Linked DNA regions of Homo sapiens: all the other regions are linked to region 3. A link is a contact called in ENCODE Hi-C or POLR2A ChIA-PET data. All regions are on one chromosome and are shown on one strand. Each heading gives the region's core, a stretch centred on a gene start or an enhancer-like site at or near the end of the contact. The rest is flanking DNA. Distances are from core to core; before and after follow the strand shown.

Region 1 (3,885 bases), core at 565-3,064, 220 kb before region 3:
TATGGTACTGACATAAAGACGGACATACAGATGAACAAAACAGAATAGAGAACCCAGAAATACACCCACACACCATGGTCAGCTGATCTTCACAAGCATTCCAAGAACATACAACAGGAGAAGGATAGTCTCTTCAACAAATGGAAATTGGAAAACTGGATATCCACATGCAATCAACTGAAATTAAACCCTTATCTTAAACCATACATAAAAATTAACTAAAAATAGATTAAAGGCTTAAAACATAAGACATGAATTTTTAAAACTCCTAGAAGAAAACATAAAGGAAAAGCTTCATGACTTTGTCGTTATATTGACTTAACATATGTAGTCATAACAGTGAAGTTGAATTTTCAGAAACTTCACGCTGAAGCTATCATTGATGTGATTCATTTCAATTTACCCTGGTTTTTTAAGCATCTACTATATGCAATGATCTGGGCACTGCAGGGGATCCACTGCGGAATAGAATCAACCCCACACCTTAATAATGTCATGGTCTAGTGGTGAAAGCAGGTAATGACAATACAAGGTGATTAGAACCATAATATCAAGGAGCTTTGGATATGATATTTGATGGTATTAAGGCATTATTAATTTTGTGATGTGTGATAATAGCATGGTGATTATGTTAAAACAACCCTTATTGATTAAAGACTCAATTCATTTTCTATTGCCACCATAACAAATTACCACAAAACTGACGACTTAGAACAGCACAAATTTATTCTCCTAAAGTTCTGAAAGTCGGAAGTTTGAAAGAAGTCTCATAGGTCTAAAATAAAGACATCCACATGGCTGGTCCTTCTAGAGGCTCCAGGTGTGAATCCATCCTTGGCCACTTCCAGCTCCTGGAAGCTGTGGCCAAGATTCCTTGACTGGTGACCACATCATTCCAGTCTATTTCCATTGCAAGTGTCACATTGCAGGTCTCTGATTTTGGTCTGCCTGCCCCTTCTTCTAAGGATCCTTGCGATTACATGGGTCTCTCCTAAATCACATCTAGGATGATCCCCCATCTTAAAGTCTTTAATCACATCTGCTGATGGGTTATATAAGGTCTCCTCTTCACAGGTACTTTATCTTAGATGGGGGGTGTTGGGAGGACACTTTTTTTTTTTTTTTGAGACGGAGTCTCATTTTGTCGCCAGGCTGGAGTGCAGTGGTGCAATCTCGGCTCACTGCAAACTCTGCCTCCCGGGTTCAAGCGATTCTCCTGTCTCTCAGCCTCCCGAGTAGCTGGGACTACAGGTGTGCGCCACCACGCCCGGCTAATTTTTGTATTTTTAGTAGAGACGGGGTTTCACCACGTTGGCCAGGATGGTCTCGATCTCTTGACCTCGTGATCCTCCCGCCTCGGCCTCCCAAAGTGCTGGGATTACAAGCGTGAGCCACTACGCCCAGCTGGGAGGACACTTTTTGAACAGGAAAGCAGAAATGCTTATCAGATGTAATGGTTTTCGAAGTTATTGCCTTAGAGTTTCTCTAGAACAATCCATATTTTATAGGACACAATTGTAGCCCAGAGGAAAATCTCACTTTGTAGCAACGTATCTTGGCTTCTAAGAAAAAAAAAAAGGCCCACAAGGGTTTATTTTAAAATATGGTGAGGGAAATCTTGCTTTTGAAGAACCAGGCCTATAGCTAGTGGACCTGGCATTTTCCCAGGGTTTCTGGACTCTCACAAGCTCACAGTTCATAAGTTCTCTGAGGAAGGATTTCCACCTCGCCATAGGCCCAGCCGTCTCCCCTTCCCTCTAGCTGAGGACCGGAGTGTCCGCAGGGCGGCGCCCAGCGCCGGGGTTTGGTTCCTTTTACCTCCCGGTGCCTCTGTTCCTTAGCTTCCAGCCTTTCTTCTCCCTGGCTTGCTTGGCTTTCTCAGGTGAGGGTACATATTTCTTTTGTCATTTTGCACAGAAAATGTAAACGTTTCCTACTCTAAAAAGATCACCTTTAAAATTTGCTTATAACAACAATAAGATATTCCCACAATTTTTTTTCTCTAAATGCTATTACTGCAATATAAAAACAAAAAAGGAACAAGTTCCTGAAGGATTTCATTTTCACGGATGCAACTGTAATTATTCATGTGACCAGAAGATGGCAGTACAGCATTAATAACAGTGGCGCATCCCTTAGAACAAAATGGCTTATTCAATTTTTTGGAGCTTGGTAGACCTAGCTACTAAACAAATATTAACGGATCTGCTACTAAGTGCAAGGGTCTTCTGGGTTGCATTAGTTAATAAAAGAGACAAAAGCTGCTCTAATGGAGGGTGCTAAACTAAACTTGCAAGCACAATTAAGAAGAGAGAATTGTCCCAGTCTTGTCTTTTAAAATTTCATCTCACTGCTCCTCATTCATTGAAAGTCACATTTCTGAGAGAAAATATTATAGCAAAAGGAAGGAAGGAAAACAAAATACAACAAAATTCTCTTATAAATGAAGATACTTTAAAAAGGCAAAGTGACTTGCCCAAACACACTGGTAATGATTAGCTCCAAGTCTGTTGACCAATATTTTCTCTATCCGTGGTACCACACTGATTCTCGAAATCACAAATTCAGGGATTAAGAATGCCAGTCCTTGCCCCATCACTGACCCCTTTGTGGGATCTTAAGCAAATTATTTAATTACTTTTATGTAAAAAGTAAGGCATTGGACTAGGTAAGTTCAAGCATTTTTACCAAGGGAATGTTTTTTCCTTTTTTTCTTTTTAAGACTCTTATTCAGAAGTTCAAAACCTAAAATAATAAAGGAAAATGCTAGAGTTGAAAGAGACGTTTTCCTCTTGAGTTTCCTCCTTTCTCCCCTAGAATCTTAGGTTTCCTCAGAGCACAGTTTGTAAACTATCAGACTGGGTGATCTTGTAAACACCTTTCAGCTCTGAATATTCATTATCCCTCAAGTTCATTGAATTAATTGTGAGATAGCAATACCCTCAAAAGTGATTACTGTTTGGTAAAAAACAAAAGCAACAACAACCAAAAAAAAACTAAATCCTGAAGATGATGACAAACTGGAATAGTCAATTGTTAAGAACAAAGAGAAACTGACTTTTAAAGCATTTTCAATATTTTTCAACACGATGCCTCTGAATAATGACATTATCTTCATGCTTTACAGGGCCCTTAAACACACTCAGCCAGGTTTCCGCTGTGAACATCCTCTGGCACATGCTCTCAGAAATGAGAAGGTTGCCTGTGGAGAACGCTGTGGCTCCCCTGCATTTAGGCAACAGACTTTTGGCTGTAGTAAGTGCCAAAAGCCAGAGGTGGTATGGCTTATGCTGCACCATGGTGTATTGGGCCAAAGAGCTCTGGAAAACCGTTCAACCACATGGCCATCAGCAGTGATGGGAAGGGCAACTTAAGGTCAAAGGACTATGGGAGGGTGTCTAAGATGGGCCTTAGAATTAGTCTTCCTGGGTTTGCAACAGAGCTCCAACACTTTTGACAAGTTACTTTGGTTTCTAAATTTTAATTTTGGTTAATAACATTACTTCCTAGGAATGAGAAGACCTCATAGGGCAAATAATAGCAGTGTATGAACACCAAGTAAAAGTTTCTGTTTTCTTTCACAGGATTCCTGCAAATATCTCCAGGCTGGGTTCCTCATCGGTCCTCCACCTTTCAATCCATCCTCCACACAACAGACTGAATGACCTTTAAAAGATATGTCAGATCTCATCGCTGCACTTTTAAACCTTTCAATGACTCTCTCTTGCACTTCCAAGAAAATTCACATTCCTCACACTGACCTACAGCCACTGCATGATCTTCCTTGTCCACTCTCTGACTTTATTTGGCACTCGATGACCATATTCCAGCTGCACTGGCCTTCTGACAGTTCCTGGAATAGCCCAAAACTTTTCCAGTCTTTAG
Region 2 (3,739 bases), core at 926-3,425, 180 kb after region 3:
TCTTACAGTGAAAAAGCACAGACTTTTGAGGATCAGACCTTGGTTCGAATCCTTCCTTTACCACTGGCCAGCTGGATGACCTTGACAAAATTAACCTCTCTAGGCTTTGAGTTCCTCATTTGTAAAATTTGTAAATGGAAGAAAATACCTGTTTTGGAGGGCTGTGGTGGAAATTAAATTAGGTAAGCAGCATGCTGCAACTGGTGAAGAGGCAAGCTCTAAATCAGACTTTCTGAATTCTAATCCTGGCTCTGCCTCTAATGCCCTCTAGAACCTTGGGCAAGTTATTTAGTTTCCTGCCTCCTTTCCCTCAACTGTAAAATGAGGATAATATCAGCAACAGCCTTGAAAACTTGTTGAGAACCTAAATAAGTTAATACACAGAAAGCATTCCTACCTGGCACACAGTAAGTGCTCAATAGATGTTAGCTACTAATAAATCACTGAGCATAATCATTGATGCTCAATAATACTTGGCCATACTTAATTTTTCTTCCTTTTCTACAACCCTTATTTCCCATTAGTAGACAGTTCCTGAAATTCCACATCTGCTGTGAAATTTTCTTGTAGCGTTAGGTCAGTGCTAACTCCTAACTCCTTTATTACCTCTTTCTCCCATGTATGTAGATCCATGTCAAAGTGCCTACCTTTAATTTTAAGTTTCTATACCATGAGCATTTAGTCTGGGAGATTCTCTTTATAAGGCAGAATAGTAATTCCAAAAGAAATAGGTACTTTGATGCTAAGGACAACGAGGAGAATTACTGGGAAAAGGATAAATATATAAAGCTGTGGAAAGGGCTTTCTCTTTATCTTTGAGGTCGGTCTCTCCCTTAGTTGATCTGACCACATCAGGATTTCATTTTACTCTAATGGGGTGAAAGTGCAATGAGCCTCAGGCCAATGTGGCTACTTACCCCTTTCTAACTGCTAAAATACAATTTCCCTTTGCCATTAACTATCTTTATAAAAAGCGAAAAAGAAAATAAAAATTAAGCTATAATCTTCCAGTGGGAATTTTCAGTCCTCCCTGTGGTAAACTGGTGAACAGGAGAAGTTGACAAAGGGTAAGGATCCAGAGGGTTATAAGAAATCTTAGGTAGAGAGGTACTGACTCCAGTATTTCCAACCTGCTCTGGGTAAGTATGGTGGTAGAATTCTTGTAATAAATAATTGGACGTGTGTGTTAGTGTGAATATTTCTTTTAATCCAAATACACTTATTAGGAAGCATCACTGTCTATATCAGAAAACAAGGATTTTACTCTTTTGCTATTAGGTATTTCATAGTCTTTTTTTTTCTTTGCATGCTATTAAGTATCAAGTTTTGTGTTAATAACTTTACAGGAAGGCTGTGGCCAAACCTGGTGAAGACTACACATCAGTGGTCTTTCTTATTATACAAGCCAGGCAATCATATATATACTCAACCAGATTGTATTAACTATCAGTGGTATTTATCATCATGGCATCTAATCTACTATACATTTGGTCAAAGATAAAAAAGTATCTGGCTTGAAGTGCCTTCTACAAGCCAGTTGTTATCGTTACAGATTGATTGCAACAGATATGCTTTTGGTACACAGAATCTGAACACATTATCTCTGACTCTTCCTCCACCCACTTCAGTGACAGCTTTGGTCAGCAACAGCTGCAGCTGATATATTACTCTACTTGTTTAAGAAAGTGACATAAATACAGAGACGAGATGACATAAAGCTGTGAATGTTGGACATGGCTCTTATAAAGTTTTCCTGAGCCAATCAAAAAAACAGGATATGTGCTAAAAGAATTTGTGTATGCTGCCAGTTACTTAGAAAACATGTGGACAAATATATGCTTTCAGTAACTAACGCATTAATAAAGGTGGATTCGCATGCAAGACTTGGTTGCTATCCTAGTGGTTTTAAGGCAATAACAATTCCAATAGGATCCCATATGAATTTCTTGAAACGTTGTGCTAGAATAGGTCATTTATTTTTGCACAGGTTCCTATTCTTGCAAATAAAAATAAATTTCCAACAGTCTCACGGTCATCCATTGAATAACATGACTTCAAGTCCTATATACTGTCATTTTATACCTCTAATCTGGCATAGATTAGAAACAGAAAGGAAAATTATGCATATAATCTTAAAACTAGAAAGATCACATTGCAAGTCAGCTGTGTCAGTAATTTCCGCTTTCAGGAGTTACACAATGCTTAAACAATAGTTATCCTACCGGGCTACAGTTCACTTAACCTCACAGTCCAGCTGATGATTGATGAAGGGTCAAGAGGGTAGCAGACTTTGGGTGCACAACACTTCAATCCTTTATCAAAAATGGCAAGAGGCCACATACTACAATAACGGAACAAATACTTCCTTTTACCGTACAGTAAATTCCTTCCTCTGATTGGCTAAAGCTTCAGTGCATGGTTCACAAGAACAAAAATACATTCTATCATGAGCAAAACACATTTTAAAGAGCAATCACTTAAATCTCGGGCCAAGTGAAATGTCTATATCCCTATAATAATTAATAACCAAGTATGTCTATTTGTCTCCTTATGCTAAAATGTCCATGAAAGAGTTGATAAGTGGACTTCTGAAATCTAACTCTTCAGCTCATGTTGCACAAATCCTTATTCATCAAGACACACACCCAACTATAAAGGCAATTAAACTTTTCAGTATGTGCATGAGGAATACCCAGAATGATCTAATTCAATATAGGGCAAACTACAATACTACTTCCATCTTTGAAAGTTTTTAAAAAGCCCTATCCAGATCATTATTATAAATTAATTCAGAATCAGGGGATATATCTATTTTGAAAGAAAATAAGGGGATAAAACATTATTTCAAATGTGTGAAATTCTGGTTAATTGGATTATATTATGGTAAATAAGGGTTAATCAGAAAACACTTATCCTAACCCATGTTGTTGAAAAATCTTATTTTTCATAATTGATAAGTATTGCCTCTGTAAGTATAGCATTTTCTCCTTTTTAGTGTAAGTCTGAACATCGATTCAAATTTGTAGAATAATGTAGATTTAGGTTAGGTAGAAGATTTAAATATAATGTTGAAAATCCTAGATCAGTGGTTCTCGGCCAAGGGTGATTTTGCCCCCTAGGGGATATTTGGCAATGTCTGGAGACATTTTTTATTGTCACAACTGGGGAGAAGGAAAACTACTGGTATCTATTGGGTAGCTGGCCAGGAATGCTGCTAAACATTCTACATTGCACATGACAGCCCCTCCACAACAAAGAATTATCTGGAACCAAATGTCAACAATGCCAAGGTTGAGAAATCCTGGCCTAGATGTTGCTTTAAAAAATAAATTACTGATAGTATGTCATGCTTTCTTCTAGCTACCTACCTCTTCCCTGAAAAATGAAGTGCATGTAGCCAAAAAAAAGTATATTATAGCTAATCAAAATTTTATTCCATAAAAACAAATTCATTTGATAAATATATATAGTATCAACTATGTACAAATTTCTGACTCAGAATAAAAAAATTATTTCATAAAAATAATGTGTTCAAATGTAATACCCAAATCAATGCAGTCTTTACACATTAATGTGTGTGAAATAACTAATTTTAAAATTTGTTTTCAGTATTTTAAAAATTCTGAAGTACTATACTGAATTTTCTCTGATCACTTTCCCACGTCTTAACTCACTTGATTTTTAGCATGACAAATAGGGCACTCCAACTTTTAAAGCTATTTATAATCTCAGAACCCAA
Region 3 (3,423 bases), core at 677-3,176:
ACCTGGGCACATACATCAGAATGTTCATGGTGTTTATCTCTGAGTGATAGTATTACAGATATTTTTAATTTTTATTTTGTACATTTTGGTTTTGTTTTCTAAAATTATTACAGTGAATGCAAATTATTTTTCTTATGACAGGAAAACACTGTACAGCAAAAATGGTTGTGGGACCTAGGGAGTTCTATTTTGTTGGAGGTGTTTGAGCAGAACCTGTAGTTGCTGTTGATAACTCCCAGGATGTTGAAAAGGAGACTGTTATAGACAGGAAGATGGCTATTACCTCTTTTAACCTCTATGGTGCTTCAGATTCTGAGAATCTATTGCACAAAATAATAATTATAACTAATAATTATAACCACTATAACTATTAACATATAACCTGTAGTTATTAATAGTTATGATTAATAAAGTCATAGAATCTCAGATTTGTCAGGGAACTCAGAAGTCAACTTTCCCAGCCAATGTAAGACAGTATGAAAAATCCTTGGCCACACATGCGGATAAAGGATTGCCCATGGCTGGGAATGTATATCCTTTCCTGCTGCTCACTGGTCTACACTAGCAGGTAAGAAACACATTTGTCTCTAAACACCCAGCCCAGTGGTACATGAAATGATCTTCATCTATTTGTTTCTCAAGCATGAAATGATAGCCTACACACAATCTTTTCATATTGTAGTCACTCTGTGATCTTTCAAAATGAAAATAAAGAGGTCTTGTCACTAGGTGTACAATCTATTTTCCTTGACTTGAAATCTCATCTTTTATTTCTTCAAAGCACATAAGGACTTTATCTTTAATTCTATCTTGTATTCTGTTATCAAATCCATTTGTTGTTGTTCTATGTCTGCTCAGGATGTCTGAACATTTTTACATAGAGTAACTTTAAGTGTGAACCTAAGTCGAATTCAAAACAAGACATCTAACTCTAAGAAAAGCCTTAGGTAAAACTTTGAATATATTTATCTTGAATGCTACAAGATGTCCAAATTATCCCTAGACATCCTCTCTTCACTTTCTTCAGACACCTAACCCTTCCTCCCTCTGCCACCTCAAATTCAAAATTCACACTTAGGAGAAAGATTTGTAATTTTTTCAAATCAAAGCTTATAGTAGAAGCCAATCAACTAATTCTGTAATTGTCTCTTAAACACCCTAAACTATGCAGGACCACTTCATTGCAAAAACAAAATAAACTCTTGAAATCACAAGGTAATATATAGCAATTAACAATTCAACATTACAAACAGTAAGTGCTATTGGTAAATGCTACTTAAGTTCAGGAAATAAAAGGTAATTATCTTTGAGCTGACAAATTTACCGCACTACCAATAAATGAAGGAATTACTGTATAGTGTGCTAGCAGGGATCCTGGGAGATCTGGTGGAGATAGAAGTTCTAGCTGAACTTCAGAACCCTCCAATACAAACAGGCTTATCTGAGGGGACAGGTCAGTCCTGCACACTATTGCAAGTGTTATCAAAGTGTGGTCCACGGACCAGCATCCTCTACACCACTTGGGAGCTTGTTAAAGGTACAGAATCGAGGGCCCCGTCCAGAACTAGTAAATAAAAAATCTAGATTTTTAACAAGCTCCCAGGATGATTATTCATATGCACATTGAAGTTTGAGAAGCTCTGGTCTACACAGTGGCGATTCTGCTCAGTTTCTTCGCATTTTAGTCCTGGGCTTTCAAAGCTACTTGCTTTTTTAAATCAACTATTAATTTGTAGCCTACAATTGTCACAACTGCAAAATTAACTCATTACTTAACTTTATTCTATTTCTCATGCATTTCCCCCTCAACGTCCCTTTTTCTCCAACGGTGGTCCCTTGAGAATGACAGATTTTTCACCACCCAGCAACCAAGGCACTACCCCACATCCTACACGAGGGGGCGCATGAGGACTAAGATTCGGGATCTTCTAGGCCATCTTCTCCACAGTGATTTTTATCAGCGACGGCCCCCTTTCTCCAGGATTGGTTTCCCAATGACATCACTTGGAAGCATGAAGAGTTGCTAGAATCCTCTCCTCCACTCACAAGCCAGGCATTTCCTGAACCCTTGCTGCGTTCGCCGCTTTCCACCCCATACCATTTCCCTAAGAGACAAGCATTCAGATGATCTACCCCCAGGGGTCCCAGGGAAGGAGGGAGAATCATTGCTTTAAATACAACGGCAGATCAGAGGGCCCTTGGTCAATATCCCTGCTCTCATTTCTCCTGTGTTTCATCTTCCATCAGGTCATACAGCCTTGAAAGTCTTTGACACATCACCCCTCCCTTCAGATCCCCACCTCTCCAATATTTCAGCAGAGCTTGGTCTTTTATAATCTAATTTTAAAAAACTCTTGCTCCATTCTGTTCTTTTACTGCAAACAGAGAGTAGCTGAGTGAGTGGCGTGAGGATGAAGAGTCCAGAGCTGAGGCTTGTGGATTTCCTGGGAAGTTACTCACTCAACCTTTGGCCTGGGGAATAATTAGAAAAATGAATGTTTCATTCCCTTGAGAAGGCTTTTTCTTTGTCCACTGGAACCCAATACTGGCGCTGTGGCTGTGTTTTAGAGAGTGTCTAGTGGCGCTAACTTGCTAAATCCATGAGGTTTATCACTGTTATGCACAGTGCCCACCAAGTGTTGGCAACAAGCAACTCGTAAATGCATTTTGGCAATTACTATGAAATTTTCAGTGTCATATGGGTCTTCCACCTCCTAAAAGCTTTTGTCCTGATGAAAGCTTTTATTTTAACTGTAGTTTTTCCCTAATAGGGCTCTATTTCAAACTTTAACAGTTGTAATTATTTGTATCAACGTGCAATCCCACACTTAAACAAATTGGAGCCCACTCCAGAACAAAATTAAAATGGCTTCAAAGAATGACAGAAAAACATTTCTTTTGGCAAGGAATAACAGGAAGGCAGAAGGAATACAGGAGAGATCCAGTGGAGAGGATAAAGCAATGGGAGGCCTTTCCACATGTGTAGCCTCTTAAAAAAATTGCTACCATTCCTTATGTTGCCTATGCAGGATACAACCCTATCTCTTAGTAAAAATGGTCTCCCCACCCCCACAATTCTTGTGGCTATTACCAAACAGTGCTTCTTATAAAAGAAAAAGAATATGACAAAGCAACCACAAGGAAGGTTAAAAAAAAAAGATAAAACCCGGGGCTAGAATACACCCAGTTGATGCTCAATAATGATTGACTTAAATGTTTGTGTGGCACAAGGTACAGAGTGGATTTCTTTCACATCAATCTGGAAATTCATAGCTTCTTCAGGCTTCTTGTCATACATATCGTGTGAAATATTTTATGACACGGCTCTGTGGATCCTGAAATGCTCGGTCCCGTTCTGTCTGAAAGTAGCACTTCTCTCTTCCTGTTGGGCCCCTCACCAAGAGCCCTTAGCGTCTGAGGCAT

The links. Hi-C counts contacts between places; a loop is a spot of excess contacts on that map. ChIA-PET counts read pairs that join two places held with the same protein, here RNA polymerase II (POLR2A). Pooled maps may share reads with other maps.
Region 1: a loop to region 3 is called in a map of endothelial cell of umbilical vein, with 2.7 times the contacts of the local background. The contact joins two enhancer-like sites. A Hi-C loop is called at or near these places in 35 of 168 maps with a recorded cell type or tissue (A673, CD4-positive, alpha-beta T cell, CD4-positive, alpha-beta memory T cell and 24 more), 21 of 37 single-sample maps with no recorded cell type and 34 of 50 pooled maps.
Region 2: a map of endothelial cell of umbilical vein shows a loop between it and region 3 (6-fold over the local background). The contact joins two enhancer-like sites. A Hi-C loop is called at or near these places in 3 of 168 maps with a recorded cell type or tissue (Calu3, endothelial cell of umbilical vein and head of caudate nucleus) and 8 of 50 pooled maps. POLR2A ChIA-PET finds 5 or more read pairs at or near these places in 3 of 52 experiments (activated CD4-positive, alpha-beta T cell and activated naive CD4-positive, alpha-beta T cell).

Annotation. Positions count from the first base shown.
Region 1 is chr6:142,472,822-142,476,706 of GRCh38, forward strand. No RefSeq gene overlaps it. Among named protein-coding and RNA genes, the nearest start is that of ADGRG6, 170 kb to the left of the region's middle. Within about 2 kb of position 1,815, at least 3 of the 41 ENCODE cell types and tissues checked have a DNase peak (open chromatin) inside an H3K27ac peak, as active enhancers do; they include endothelial cell of umbilical vein, where a contact is called at or near this core.
Region 2 is chr6:142,865,921-142,869,659 of GRCh38, forward strand. All of the region lies in intron 1 of HIVEP2 (HIVEP zinc finger 2), which reads right to left. Among named protein-coding and RNA genes, the nearest start is that of HIVEP2, 77 kb to the right of the region's middle. Within about 2 kb of position 2,176, at least 5 of the 41 ENCODE cell types and tissues checked have a DNase peak (open chromatin) inside an H3K27ac peak, as active enhancers do; they include endothelial cell of umbilical vein, where a contact is called at or near this core.
Region 3 is chr6:142,691,150-142,694,572 of GRCh38, forward strand. No RefSeq gene overlaps it. Among named protein-coding and RNA genes, the nearest start is that of HIVEP2, 250 kb to the right of the region's middle. Within about 2 kb of position 1,927, at least 2 of the 41 ENCODE cell types and tissues checked have a DNase peak (open chromatin) inside an H3K27ac peak, as active enhancers do; they include endothelial cell of umbilical vein, where a contact is called at or near this core.